Regions from separate parts of the Mus musculus genome. Here all the other regions are linked to region 3. A link is a loop called in an ENCODE intact Hi-C map of the cell type or tissue named here. Cell type or tissue: heart. All regions are shown on one strand.

What was found. Peaks named below come from ENCODE experiments on the same cell type or tissue, not always from the same donor. Only the 100,000 strongest peaks of a DNase experiment are listed, where the experiment ranks them.
Region 1: a loop joins it to region 3, with 5 times the contacts of the local background. A loop is called at or near these places in 13 of 42 quality-filtered maps.
Region 2: it touches region 3 in a loop (7-fold over the local background); 15 of 42 quality-filtered maps call a loop at or near these places.

Annotation. Positions count from the first base shown.
Region 1 is chr16:97,775,920-97,780,919 of GRCm38, forward strand. No RefSeq gene overlaps it. Among named protein-coding and RNA genes, the nearest start is that of Ripk4, 15 kb to the left of the region's middle. In heart, a CTCF peak has its summit at 3,009; a DNase peak (open chromatin) is centred at 2,832; H3K4me3 peaks cover 371 bases.
Region 2 is chr16:97,590,731-97,595,730 of GRCm38, forward strand. It overlaps Tmprss2 (transmembrane protease, serine 2), which reads right to left. Exons shown (of 14, transcript NM_015775.2): 4 at 694-780; 5 at 90-209. Among named protein-coding and RNA genes, the nearest start is that of Tmprss2, 18 kb to the right of the region's middle. In heart, a CTCF peak has its summit at 2,578 (motif pointing left); no DNase peak of the experiment used is centred here.
Region 3 is chr16:97,311,126-97,316,125 of GRCm38, forward strand. No RefSeq gene overlaps it. Among named protein-coding and RNA genes, the nearest start is that of Bace2, 43 kb to the right of the region's middle. In heart, CTCF peaks have their summits at 1,911 (motif pointing right) and 2,122; no DNase peak of the experiment used is centred here; H3K27ac peaks cover 723 bases.

The DNA.
Region 1 (5,000 bases), 460 kb after region 3:
AAAATCTGAGAAGGATTCCTGAGGTCCCTGGATTATCTTTGTTAACTGACCAGTGGTTTCACCTGCTCGAGAGAGCGCCTTCCAGGCCCTAATAGCCGTGGAAGAAATCTGGGCATAAGCTCCCCAATGGTAGTTTGTCTGATCAGCAGAATAAGCTCCCTGACCCGTTAACAAGTCAAAAGTCCAATCTCTCTGCTCTGGAGTCAAAGCAGCTGCGTTTGCTCGGGCCTGCGCTTGTGCAGCTTCGTGCCAAAGCGCTTTCCATTCCATATATTTGCCCATACTAGGGAGAGCGGCTTTTACAACCGTTTGCCAGTCAGCAGGAGTTAGTGCCATGCCGGCGAGCCTGTCTAACTGCACCAAGGTAAAATTAGCATTGGTTCCATATTTACGGACCGACTCGGCAAGTTCTTTAATCTGCACATATTCTACCGGAGCGTGGACACGCCCACCCTCGGCTCCTTCAAAGACTGGAAATGCCTGTTCTATTTTCCTTTGTTCCTCTCGGGGAATGAATGAGTCTGCGCATTGCCTCTCTGCGCACTGCCTCTCTGCGCATTGCTGACGCACTACGGGCTGACGCACTACGCAGGGCGGGGACTCCGCATAGGGCGGGAGTGCACCTGGTAGCCGATTGCCCTGAGGCCAATTAGCAAACTGGCCTTCGCCAGCCGCTTTTGGCTTTTTTCTTGACCAATTAGCTGGCTGGTAATGGGCTGCTTCTTCCTCCCAGTCTGTTTCCTCAGAGGAGAATTCTTCATCTGCTTCAGAACTACTAAGAGCTGGCTTCCTGAGCTCATCCAGCGATGAGCACAGGCTCCTTTTCCTATAGACCTCCGCTAATTGATCTTTCTTCTTTTCCCTTTTTCCTCTTTTTCTTCTAATCTCTCTCCAGGTATTCCTACCTAACCTTAACTTTTCCTCGGGTTCAAGACCCTTGGAAAGGCCTGTATACTTAGTTTGTGTACTACATTTTCTTTTTGCTCCTACTTTCTCTCCCCGCTTTACTTCTGATAGATTACCCTGAATTTCCTCTAGAATTTTCAGCCCTATCTTAATCACTTGATAACATGTGAAAAGGAACAAAAGGGCTCCTAACACCAGAAAAAATTCAAGGCCAAACATATTCCACTTTACTTCTGATAGACTGTCTTGAATTTCGTTAGAAAGTTCAAGGCCAGGCTTACCTCGTAAAGCTGTACTCACTGGTACTCTCGTTCCCCAGCTGAAAAGTTCTGAATTCATACAGTTGAATCCTTCTTAACAGTCTGCTTTACGGGAACCTTTATCACCGTCGTTCCCCAGCTGATGAGTTCTGAATTCGGCAGTTGAATCCTTCTCAACAGTCTGTGTTACGGGAACCTTTATAAACGTGATCCGCAGTTCTGGTTCTGAAATGAAGTATCCCTCCTGCGCCGGTGATGGTTAACTCCCTCCCGGGTTTTTCTTCCCGGTCTTTCGGCACCAATTGTTATTAGACGCGTTCTCACGACCGGCCAGGAAGAACACCACAGACCAGAATCTTCTGCGGCAAAGCTTTATTCTTACATCTTCAGGAACAGAGTGCAAGAAGCAAGAGAGCAAGAAGCAAGAGAGAGAGAAGCAAGAGCGAGAGAAAACGAAAACCCCGTCCCTTTTTTAGGAGAATTCTCCTTCGCCTCGGACGTGTCACTCCTTGATTGGCTGCAGCCCATCGGCCGAGTTGACGTCACGGGGAAGGCAGAGCACAAGTAGTCATAAGATACCCTTGGCACATGCGCAGATTATTTGTTTACCACTTAGAACACAGCTGTCAGCGCCATCTTGTAACGGCGAATGTGGGCGCGGCTCCCAACAGCAGGCCTTTTCTGTGTGACTTAAACTGGTTCTAGGGAATGGGATGGGGACCTGCTAAGGCCACAGAACAGAACCAAGCACACAGCAATGCACTTGTTTGTCCCTGGGTACAGAGGCACTGTTCAATAGGTAACTTGCTGTCCAACAGGCTTTGACTTAGATAGATCTTCCTAGCTGTAGGCTGATTTCAGTGTTTAGAGCATGTTTAAGGTTGACAAGGCCAAACTGGGAGAGTTGGAAAGGTATACTCAATACACTCACACATGTTGATATTTTTCAACTTCCTGTGATTTCAATGGAATATAGTCTCATAGTAAGGCAGGAACATGTGTGATTATATACATGTTACATAGACGCATCTCCTATTGGTCCTGTTTTTCTAGAGAGTCCTCAGTAAACATGGGATCTTGACAGTTTTGTTTTGCTTGAACCACAGTCTTCAGAACCAGAACTCTTTATTTCCTAGACTTACCAGACTCACTTGTATCTGGGGTTGGAGGCTGGTTTTTTGTGTAGCCCAGGCTGGCTTCCAACACACTCTGTACCAAGGATGACCTTGAACTTCGGACCTTGCCTCCATCTCCTGAATGCTCCTTTTATAGGGAGCCACTACTTCCCCAGAATAGTTAACTCCTTTGCAGCCTGCTTTGTAGTTGTGTTTCCTTTAAATTGGAATCCATTTCTAAGCCCCAGGGAGAAACCTGTGGCTGCGTCTACGACTAGAGTACATCCTGTGCACAATGCAGACTATCAGCCTCAGTCCCTCTAGACCATCTGCCAGAAAGCTTCCAAAAAGTAAGCTGTAGGCAGTCTTCCCGAAGTCGACCACGGTGGTCAGCGTCATCAGAACCTGTGAGCAAGGTGGCAGTCGCCTCGCAGGAGCAAATGTAGGTGCACTGTTCCTCCCCCCACCAACCTCCTGCTGTTCCAGGGAGGCGGTCCCTGCCTGCCCCAGCGTGAGTCACCCTGCTGAGTCCTGAGCACTGCAGCTCTGCCAGCGGGGTCCTTTCTATCAGTTCTCAGATCACACACCGGCAGCCAAGACTTTTCTCCTTAAGCCCTCTGTTTGGAAAAGAATGCTCTCAGGGTTCTGTTTCTCACACACGCCCCATTCAGCTCTGCCAAAGTCTCCAGGCCGTCCCCACCTGCCACCTGTGGGCTGTTCTGGGAACTGCAACCTGGCTGCTTGGCCCTCTACACCTAATGAACCTACTAAAAATTCCAACCAGACTCCTCAGTCACAAAAGCCCCTGGGTTCCTGCGGACACAGATGTTGATGGCCTGGCCACTACGTCTAGATCTCTCTTCTGTGCCTCAGTTATAACTCTGGAACTCTATTTGGCTTATTGAACAAATGATGTACACTTATAACTGAAATTTTCCACTTTTTTATTAGTGCTAACGTCTCTGTAACTTCTGGGTTGGTTTGGGTCCATTAGTTTTCCTCCTTGTTTTGGGTCTCATCTAGTCTCTCTCTCATATATGCGGTAATCTTTGGTTGAAATCCAGGCATCTTGGTCTTGCTTGCTTGGATCCTGGGTATTTCTTATTGGCTCTCAACTCCCTAAAAATATCTTATACTTGCATCTCTCCAGTCTGTCTCCTCCAGCACCTAGCTTCTCCCATGTGCCCATCTGTGTCCAAGAAACCCTTTTCTCATAAGGATTTAGCCCCTGAAAGGCCTACATAAATCTAGTATGTCACAGTAATGGTGTCAATGTCCCTTCCAAACTTGTGTAGAAACTTTCTTTTTGGCTTGGCAGTGGTGTTAAGGAGATCAGGTCAGGAGAGCTCTGCCCTTGGGTACAGATGAATGTCATTACAGTTGAGTGAATTCTTTATACCAGGATCTCACCCCATCCTGTGATGCTGGGTGCTATGGATCACCCAGAGGCCCTTAGCAGAAGTAGCGCTTCTATTCTGGACTATGATTCCAATAAACTGTTATTTTTGTTTATTTGTTTTTGTTTTAATTTTGATCTCTCTCTCTCTCTCTGCCTCTCTCTCTCTCTGCCTCTCTGCCTCTCTCTCTCTCTCTCTCTCTCTCTCTCTCTCTGTGTGTGTGTGTGTGTGTGTGTGTGTGTGTTTGTGGTGTACATGCATGCCAGAGCACCTGTGTGGAAGTTAGACGACAGTTTTCAGGAGTCAATGTCTAACTGTAACTCAAGCTATCTGGTTTATGAGGCGCATGCTTTCACCCACTGAGCCTCTTGCCAGATTAACTCCTGCTGCTATTCCCAGTCTATGGTAGTATTGTTGTCCAGAAAGTGGGTCAAGCCACACAGGATCCTGGCTAACTACGGCTGCAAAAACCCTATTTGCAAAAGGGATCACTCACAGAGGGGTAGGGTTGGGTGGGACATGTCTCTAGGGGAATACAGCTCTCACAGCCTCAGCACCCAGCTTGCCTTCTCCACAGTGCTTTGTTGGTTGTTCGATAGGCTTCCCTTCAGTGTGTAGCTTAGAAAGATGGCCCAGATGCCTACTTTGATGCTGAGTCCTCACCACATCCATAGGCTTGCCCTTATGTGGAGACCCAAGAAATAGGAGATCTTTACGTCTAAAAAAGTCCTGTCTCATTAATCCCCCAGCTTTCCTCAAAAATACAATTACACATCTGCTGGCACAGCTTTTGTCTCATTTATGATCTTTCCAATTAATTTTTTATTAGAGTATGTGTATGTTTATACCTATGTTTGATGTGTATGTAAGTAAGGTGTTTTTCATGCCACAGCATGTGGAAGTCAGGGGAAACTTTAGTGAGTTGGTTGTCTCCTTCCACCATGTTTTTGAGGCAGGATCTTTGTTGTTTCTGCTGCTGTACTATGTGCTCCAGCCTTCAAGCTTCTGGAGGATCCTCCTGACTCCACTGTTTGAGGTTTTACACACACACATACACACACACGTATACACACAGACACACACACATATAGACACACATACAGACACACACACAGACACACACATATACACACAGACACACACACAGACACACACACATATATACACACACAGACACACACATATACACACACAGACATACTATATGTATATATATAAATTTCCCATATATTATTTATATTTATTATATATAATATATATTTAATTATGCATTCTTGGGGAGTGCCTGAGAAGGCAGGTGCCTTTGGAGGCCAAAGACATTG
Region 2 (5,000 bases), 280 kb after region 3:
TGGGCTCAGCACCGTGCCTGGCTGTCTCCAACTGCCACTTTGTGGCAGATGTTAAGAGATCAGTGCTTCCAGGGCCAGGGATAACTCACCACAACGGTTCTCATCTTCTCCGTTGGGACAATGTGCTACCCCGTCACACCAGAGAGAAGAGCTGATGCATGTGCCTGAAGACCCACACTCCATCTCAGACGTAGAACAGTTGCTGTCCCCTGGCATTGTATTGGGAGAAAGGGAGGAAAACTCATCAGGCTGAGCATCCAAGGAACTGCAGAGCCCTTAGGAGTCTTGTCATTCACCCTCAAGTCCAGTGAACAGGAAAAACCACCTCCTCACAAGGAAAGGACATGCCATTGCTACATGTAGCGCTTTGAATAAGTTTGGCTCTTGGAAAATGGCACTATTAGGAGGTGTGGCCTTGTTGGAATAGGTGTGACCTTGTTGGAGGAAATGAACAGCAGGGTACAACCTTGTTGCTACTTGAATGAGAGAACTAGTTTAAGACTCCCACAAGCTACAGATTTGTGGAAGCAAGAATACATACACTGTTTATACAGCAATAGGTGCATGGAGAAAAGGGAGGAAAAGGCAGCCTTGCCCTCAATGGAAACCAATCTGGGAGGCATCAGGTGGCTCCTCCAGCCTGGGGAGAAGGTCACAGTCACGGCCATGCACACAGTCCAGCCCCAAACTTACAGAACCTCCAAAGCAAGACAGCAGCCACAGCAGCTCCCGTGAGGACAGTGCCCAGGGCGAGGGCTAAACACAGCGATTTCTTAGACTCTGCGGAAGAGAGGGGTGCTCAGGTCAGTGCTGTAGGAAGATGGTCCTTCTGCCATGCTTAGAGTCATTTTGACTTGAAAATACCACATGTCAGGCTGGGCATGATTGCATATGCCTGCCTCTAACCCCAGTACTCAGGAGGTGAGGACACGGGCAAGAGTTTAAGGCCAGCCTGGAATACAACAAAGAGGAGGAGGAGAAGCAAAAGGGGAAAATCTCAGAAGTCCAAGTCCAAAGTTCACTTGCTACACATAGCAACAAGGCCAGCTTAACCTGGGCACCTTTAAACTTGCTCAGAACTCTTGCATTACCTAAGGCTGGGGAAAACACCCAGTTAGACACCTATTTACAATAAGGTGCTGGATTCTGCATGCTCCTCATGGAACACCACACTGAGCCTGAGAAGCCGAATGATTTTATGAGCACTCATTCACATTGTCATGCAGCCAGAAGTCCTAGTTTAGCGACTGACTGACTGTGTGTGGGTCCATTTATTTGCCACATTAGGGAAGAAAAGGCACCTATTTAATTCATTTGCTTTCGTGCTGCTAAGGATCAAACCCAGTGTCTCACTCATGCTAGGCAAGTGTTCTACCACTGAGCTACACAACCACCCTATGCAACAGTATTGCCACACACATGCAAATGTTAGCTTGAACGTTAAGGGCGCCACTTGGGAGTCTCAAGGCTTCTGCAGCATGAAAATATGTGCTTGGGGGAAATGGAAGCTGAAGCTCCAATTTGAAATGAAATCCAAGAACACTAAGCTCTTAAAACATCACCTTAGGGAGGGTTTGAAAATGGGCCAATGCTCACAAAAAACAAACAAACAAACACCCAGATCGAAAAGGAGAGCTGCCTGGTGTCAGCAACTGCAAGTACAAATCATATAATACTGTCCCCCAACACATCATGGGGGTGCCAGGGGCTTCAGGTAGAGCACCTATCCTTCCCCTAGTAACTTTGGGCTTTTCCTCCTGGCCACTTTGTTCCCAGAAATAACCACTCCAAGACAAATTATTTATGAATAAATGCTTAGGCCATAAGCTTCATCTTGCTCCCCAACTAGCTATAACTCAATTACCCTATTGATTCTATTCTATGTCTTCCACATGGTAAGTTACCTCTCCTCAGGTTTATACAGCTGTCTCCTCCAGAATTAGAGGCAAATCTCCCCCATCTGACTAGTTCCCATAATTCCTCTCTCTCTCTCTCCCTACCAGATGTCCCACCTTCTAGTTCCTGCTACAGCTCATTGGCCGTCAGTTTTTTATTGACCGGTGATGCTTCAGAGATTCTCTCTACATCCCATGGCTGCTGAAAGAACCCTGTGGTATTTGACAGCCACTAGCCATTTACTGCTATTGACACTTTCTTTCAGTAATTACAATTAAGTGGAATTAAACTAAAGTGTATAAATTGAATCACTCAGCCTGCCACAGTGGGGTTTACAATGGTTTGGCAGATAAAGGCACTTACTGCCAAGCCTGATGACCTAAGTTGTCCCCAGAACCTACATGGTAGAAGGACAGGGCTGAATCCAACAGACTACTCTAACCTCTACACACTCTGTGGTACACAAATAAATAAATGTTTAAAATGAGCAAACAAGCAAAAAACAAAGAAGGAACTCTTTGTTCAGAGATATAGCAATGAGCAAACAAACAAAAAACAAAGAAGGAACTCTTTGTTCAGAGATATGGCTCAGTAGTTAAGTTGCCCTTGCACAAGTCACATACTCGGTGACTCACAACTAACCTTGGCTCCAGTTCCAAGGGATCCAGTGCCCTCTGCTGGCCCCTGTGGGTACTACATGCACTTGGTGCACATTATGTATGTGCAAGCACTCATAAAGAAAGAATAAAAAATTTCAGCTAAGAATAAAATAATTTAGAGAATGATTTCCAATACCTAACTGATTTCTTCTATCCATAGCAAACAGGGGTAGCACTGCTGGACAGTGGTTTCAGCCAAAAGTATCAAGGTTTAAAGAAAAGGCCTGATTTCAGAGAAGGGGCCCTGGGGAGTCTAAAATTTGGCATCTTCACAGTGAGGGGCTGGTCATTCCCAGCAACTCCCTCTCCAGATGAAGTTCTAGCAGGGGGTAAGGGGTGGGGTCCCTGGATCTTTTCTTGGAAGAAAGGCTGAGAGATAGAATACAGAGCATAGGAAATATCATTAAAATGGACACTCCCAGGCTAGAAAGAGCCTTCAGGTCTGGAGACCCCAGCTGCAGTGTCACTGTGCTTCCAGAAGTTGGAAAGGCAGGCTGGGGTTGGGCTCTGGAGCCAAGTGACCCAAGCTGACCTGCTTAGGACTGAAAGACTTGCTTTCACCTGGTTCCTACGTCCTGCTAATGGTATAAAAAAAAAATGCCTGGGGATTGGTCCTCATCCCCATCAACAGGGATTGTGCTCCTATGCTAAAGCAGGCAACCTGAACTCTCAGCAGCCTCATAGGGGAGGCCTGGGTCTGAAAACCTCACAAGGCAGTGATTTTATCAAAATGCAGTGAGGGGTGACGGTGCCTTCAGGCACCAGGGTGGAGCCACCAAGAAACCCACAAGAGAAATTCCTTATGGCTCACCTGATGAACTACCAAGTACATTTTCCTCTTTGGGCAACTTATCTGCATGCCATTGTACCTGAGATAAAATGACTCGCTTAAAACTGCCCATGTGGCTCAGTGGTAAACATTTGCCTAGCATGTTCAGGAACCTAGCTCAGCGGGAAAAAAACAAACACTGAATCAGTAACTTGGCTGGTGAGTAAGGGAGATTAAATCAGGTGTCCTTCACCTCTTGTTGGGGCATGTGCAGAGTCACAGTCTGGCTGGTTCACTCAGGACCATGTGTGCAGCAAGAAACCCCCATTTCACCTCTGAACAGGCATTTGTCACCAGCTACAGTCTGCACAGCATAGACTTGCAAGGTTCAGTCCTGCACCATTGTTCATTTATATCTATCCTTCCCAACAGAGCCTGTTGACTCAGCCCTATGGCATCTCTGCATCACAGGACTGTTGACTTTGATCTTCAAAGGCTCTTGCAGGTGCATTCACTGCCACTCAAATGGGTAAGTTCCATGACAGTTGTTAAAGCAAACAGATGGATCCAAAGCAGAATGTCCTTATACTCCCAACATTTAAAGTTGTGCTACCAACATAATGTAGGACACAGGTTCAGAGCTTAATGTCATTCTGACAAAGATGTAGTTTTTGATGCCTTAATAGCAATAACATGTTCTTTTTTTCTTTTTCCTCTCTCTCTCTCTCTCTCTCTCTCTCCCTCTCTCGCTCTGTGTGTGTGTGTGTGTGTGTGTGTGTGTGTGTACACCTCAGAGGCCAGAAGATAACATTGGATTCCCTCCCGTTGGAGTTGTAGAGGAATTCAGATGCTCTGTGAGAACAGCTAATGCTCTTTACTACAGTTAACCCAGTACTGTGATTTTAAAAACATTGTCAAAGTGAGTGAAAAATAGTAAAATAAAATTACTAAAATACTTTCCGGTTCTTGGGACAAGGGGGTCATTCTGTACTTCTGGTAGGCTAATGGTGGGAAGCCCAAGACTGTAGTCTGAATGGATAACTATCAGATAGTGATTTTATCAAAGCACAGCCAGAGATTTTACAATGCAGGTTTATAATGGAAAATCGCACCTCAGTGTTTATCCTCCCTATTTATAGGCAATTGACAGAAAACTAAGATGTCCCACCCCCCATCTGTCACTTCCTGATTACTCCCTGGGAGTGCAAAAGTATTCAGTAGGGTACACCGGGATGCTTCTGCCTTCTGGGCTGACCACTGAAGGCAGGACAGTCTTTTTGGAGGTGCAGCCTTACATGGGGCTCTTTGGCTTCTGATAACTAACAGTTCCTTGCCCTGACTTTCTTCCAGCCAGCATGGCAAGGAAAGGCCAGGTCTTCTGCACCTCAGCTGGGCTAAGATGAAATAGTTCATGCAGACAGGAAAGAAAGCAAGTGACTAGAGGTGGATCAGAGCAAAGAACAGAAGAGCCACTCAGATGTAGAGAGGGACAGCAGGAAAGCCAGGAATGTCCAAGTGGGACAAACAGATTCCTGAGGCCTAAGGTCTATCACATGACTGCTGATGAAGTATGGGTGGCCCACAGGATTCACTTTTGTATCAACCTTGAACGATACATGAAACACACAGACAGGTGCTCATCTCATAAAGCAGCAACTCTGCTAGAAAGCTGGTGT
Region 3 (5,000 bases):
ATAGATCTTATGCACAGGTACCTAGCAACCCATTCTGTTCTGTTCCTCCTGCTGAACTTTTTACCTAGCCAATATCCTGCTTTTGGGAACAGGTGAGTTCTCCCAGAAACAAAGAGCGATTCTGCGTCATCTCCCTCCCCATACCCTGCTTCTGTGGGCATAAAACCTGCCTGGGAAAAATAAAAATTTGACAGCTTGATCAATCAGACTTGCTGTCCGTCCTTGTGTTCCTCACCCCTCATTCTCTCCGCAGGCGGTTCCTCAGACCCTGTCCAACTGTCCCGCAGGCAGAGGCACTAAGGAAGCTCACATACAAATTGTAACCTCAGCACATGACCTTCCCAGGTTGATTTTATTCCAAGAACATTAAATTATATGTCCTGACAACTTTTAGGCTGAAGTTAGTGTCACATTGACACTGTATAAACTACCTCCAGCATCCACCTTAGAATTTTCCATTTTCTCCAGCAGACACTCTGTCTCTACCAGACATTGACTGCTTGCCTCAGGGGACACCATCTTTGTGAGGTCTCAAAGAAACAGGGACAGAGGCTGAGCTGCACCTATTTAACATATCAAAGTGGAGGCTGGTGACTAGTCTCTCCTGGCACCACCAGTCCTTGTTGCAGAGTCCTGGCTCCTCTAGGCACTTCTCACCTTGCCTTGAGCCTGTCTCCTCCAGCTCCTGAGCTTCATTCCTCCCTGCAGTGTCTCTGATTCCTATACAACTTCAGCCATTTTGGCTATGCAGCCTTTTGGTCTCTCTCATGCTCTCAGTCCTGAGATCCCTCCTGCCCACCTCCCCTCCCCTCCCCTCCCCTCCCCTTCCCTCCCCTCTCCTCTCCTCTTTCTCATTTCCTCTCTTGCTCTCCCATCCCCTTCTCCCATGGCCTGGTTCAGTCTACTGGCCCTGTTCAGCCAGGACCTTTCCAGATGCCTCTGGCTATGTTCTCTCTCATGTCTACAGTAAATCTTCTCCCCAACCACACTGTGGAGCAGCCAAGGCCTCGCTTTTCATTCAGTCACCACTACCATTCTACCTTCTGTCTGTTAACCCTCTAACCTATGGTCTATGTGTAAGTGGTAACATGCACTGTTTTTCATGCATGCAATGTTGGAGTATGTACTGGGACGGTCTTTTTATAGCTGAATAATTGTCTGCTGCATGAATCAGATTTGGTTTTTGTGCCATCAACATGTAAGTGCTCTGTGAATCTCTCTCTCTCTCTCTCTCTACACACACACACACACACACACACACACACACACACACACACGGGGGGGGGGGTGTAGGAAAGCAACTGCTGTTTGCTTTCAACTAACCTAGCCACCAGTGGACTAGAAGTCACCCATTCTTCCTCACAGATCCCCTCTTCCAGCTTCTAGCAGTTGATGTCACAGTTAACACCACGAGATTCCCTTTTATAAGCACTCCTTCCTTAAGTGGCACCTTGTACCACCTCCCACTGGTTAATACTGAGCAGGACATTGGCTTCAGCCTTCTCTGTAGCAGCTGCTTGAGAAGTGAACACTTATTAAAAGAGATTCCATGGGAGTGTAGGGAGGGAAGAGAAGAGAGACTTTGCAATCACAGGCTTTTCTTGGGGACAGGCACTTGGGGACATCCAAGGGTGGAACCAAAGGACCGACTCATTGGCTTCAAGACTGGGGTTCTCACACAAGGTGGAAAACAGGTGACAGAGGAGGAAGAGTGACTGGTTAGTGTTCCTTCCTGGAAAGCACAGGGACACGGAGGAGGGAACTGTGGGCATTCAGCTCTGATTATGCATACTCACTGACCGCCAAGCACAACAAGCACTTGGAGATAGACTAACAATCTTTTTTCTTCTGGCCATACTGGACATAGATTTTGGTTCAGCAATGAGCTTCCTTTTCAGAGGATGCAATGCGAAGCTTCCCCAGTAGAGGGCACTAGATGGCCATGAAGGAATACTCGGTCTCTGCCAGGAAGCTGCCTGCTGGAGAGACAGAAGAATGTGGGGTGGGGGTGAAGAGAGGTAGGGGGTTGGGTGGGGGGACACAATGAAAAGAGGCAGAACTAGAGACTCAAAGAGTCGTGAAGAAAGCCTGATGTGAGTAGCCAGGGATGCCTCCTAGGTCCATGATGGGGTCCTGTCTTTTGCTGCCACCAGGGGCCACGTCTGAGTCTGTGGCCCTGCAGAAGTAGGGATCTGTTACTACAAAAAGGCCACGTGGATGCCCCCCGAGGGCTACTCTCCTGGTACATGTTGATGTCTGAGGGCTGTGCAGAACTGGCGTACCCTCGCCTGGACATTGTGGGAGAGCTGGCCCTGGGGAGATGTTAGCAGGAGAGAAAACTCCGCCCCTATCCAGCTGCAGTACTTAGGAGAGCAGATCTGACATTGTGGGTGAGCCAATCCCCCGGAGAGTATGAATGTGGAAGAGTTGGCCCAGCCTCTTGTCTGCTATGTGGTGACATGGGAGAGGGAGAGATGTCCCCCTTTCCCCCTTGCCACCTACAGCAGGCTAGGAGCTGGCCCTGAGGTCACCAGAGCAGGAGAGATCAGAGCCCTGCCCTCATTTGCTGCAGCACAGTAAAGCTGGCCCTGGTTGTGGAGGTTTCAGGAGAGCAGGCCCTGCCTCTTGTCTGCTGTGTCATGACATTGGCAAGAGAGAGATCCCCACCCTCCATTTTGCCCTCACAACTGGCAGCAGGTGGGAAAGTTGACCCTGACCAGGTCATGAGAGCAGAACGGGCCCTTCCCATCACCTGCTGAGTCACTTGGGAGAGCAAGCTCCCTCCTCTCCCCTTCCCTTCCTTGTCCCTTGCCATCTATGGCAGGCAGGAGAGCTGGCCCCACGGTCATGAGAGTGGAAGAACTGTCCATGTCCCTCACAGCTGCAACACTCAGAAGAGCAGGCCCTGCACCTCACCTGGACAGCAGAGTAGAGCTGACCCTGGTGGCAGAGATGGCCTCAAGGTTGTGAGAGTGAGAGAGGCAGTGAGCTGACCAGCTCAGATACCTCTCAGGCCCAAATCTAAGACTTTGAATTGGTCCACCCCAACATCTACCCCTTGATGAACTGCTGGAGTTCATGAAGGGGCCTAAACTCCTGTATCTCCATGACACAGGACAACAGCAGACTATCTGAGAGGAGTCCCAGCGAGCTTCTAGTATCAGTAGAGTGGCAGAAGCCAGAGGCCTTGAACCAGACCAACAAGTCATTCAATGAACATTTGGAAACAAAGAAATGTGGACAAAAAGGGTGTGATGTGGGACACACTATAACACACTGTAGCTTCCACAAGATTTTTTTTTTCTGCAAGGGTGGAGAGTGGACACAAGGGGAGGGGGAGATGACTGGGATTGGGATGCGTGATGTGAAACTCACAAGGAACCAATAAAAAGCTTTAAAAAATAATAAAACACTTAAAAGAGCAAATACATTCTATTTTCCATTTCATTCTTGACCTCTTAAAGTGGGAGGAGTGGACCAAACATTTAAAACTAAAGGAAATGATTTTAAATGCTAACATGGAATTATCACCCATCAAGCTAAGATGATGATCTTAGAAAGAGCTGTTTGCTTTCCTCTGTAGCTAAACATATCCCCTTGAACCTGACCTGCATCTGGTTGCTAGGGCAAGCACCAAATTAATATGTGTTCCTACATGGTGCCCTTAATAAAACCTGAGGAGGCATTTAAAAGTTGAAGAGATGAGAATATTAAAATCATTCCATCACCATCTGAGCACATGAAGGGCCACAAAGCTGGTGTAGACACCAAAGCAGTGTGAATCCACAGGAAAAACTCCTATTTCTTACTCTCCTGCTTTGTAGTTATTGCCTAAAAGATCAGCTTTCACCCTGCTGCACAGTCTCCCTAGGCTTTGCACATGGTCGTCTGAATCTCATGTATATGCTCTGTTATGTGAGCATCTGGCTCCACAGCTATTTCGCAGGGATGAGGGGAGACCCAACTGCTTTCTCCAGGAACCAACCTTGAGATTCTGTAGCTGATAATTATCACTTCATTTGGAAGCTCCCATAAAGCCTGTAGCTGTGACTGCATCATTGCTACCCACTAGCCAATCATGTGAAAGCCTTGAATTGCCTGTTTGGGAAACATGGGATTGTTTATACCCACAGAGAGGCTATAGGTAGAGTCAAGGACTGAGTCTGAAGTGAGACCTTGGGGTGGAGTTCTGCTTTGAACAAAGAATTGTCAACAACACCCAACAGCCACCAGTAAGCCTTAGAGACAAGGACAAAGACCCCCAGAAAATTCTTGTGGTTTACGTGCCCAGCAGCCATAAGCGATCAGTTCTTCTTGGTCCCTAGAAGTACGTCTGGAATGACCTTGCTGCTAGGGTGTTCACACATCTTACAAAAGAAAGACCAAAGGAGGAATTTTAGAAGGGGTGGAGGCTGAAGGTTGGGGGTTGAAGGATGGGAATAAGATAGTCTGCGTTCCTAATTACAGAGGTGGCTCTCACTTTCAAGGAGAGAATACTGACCAAGTAAAGTAGGTGTGGTTTGGAGGAGAATGACCCCTATAGGTTTGTTCGAATGCTTAGTCCTCAATTGGTGGAACCGTCTGTGAAGGATTAGGAAGTATGGTCTTAGAGAAGGTGTGTTTCTGGGGATGGGCTATCAAGTTACAAAAACCTAAATCGGTCCAGGCCTTTGCTCTCCTGCTCTCTCCCTCAACCCCCCTCCCCTCTCCCCTCTCCCCTCTCCCCTCTCCCCTCTCCCCTCTCCTTTCTCCCCTCTCTTCTCTCCCCTGCCTCCTTGTTGTTGTCTCAACATGTAAGATCGCAACTAAGGCTCCAGCACCATGCTACCTGCCTCCTGCCTTTCTTCTTGCCACGATGGTCATGGATTCACTTTTTGTAACCATGATCCCACATTAAATGCTTTCTTTTATAAGTTGCCTTGGTCATAGTATATGTCTTGGTTATGGTTATTATTGCTATGATGAAACATCATGACCAAAGAAACCTGGGGGAGAAAGGT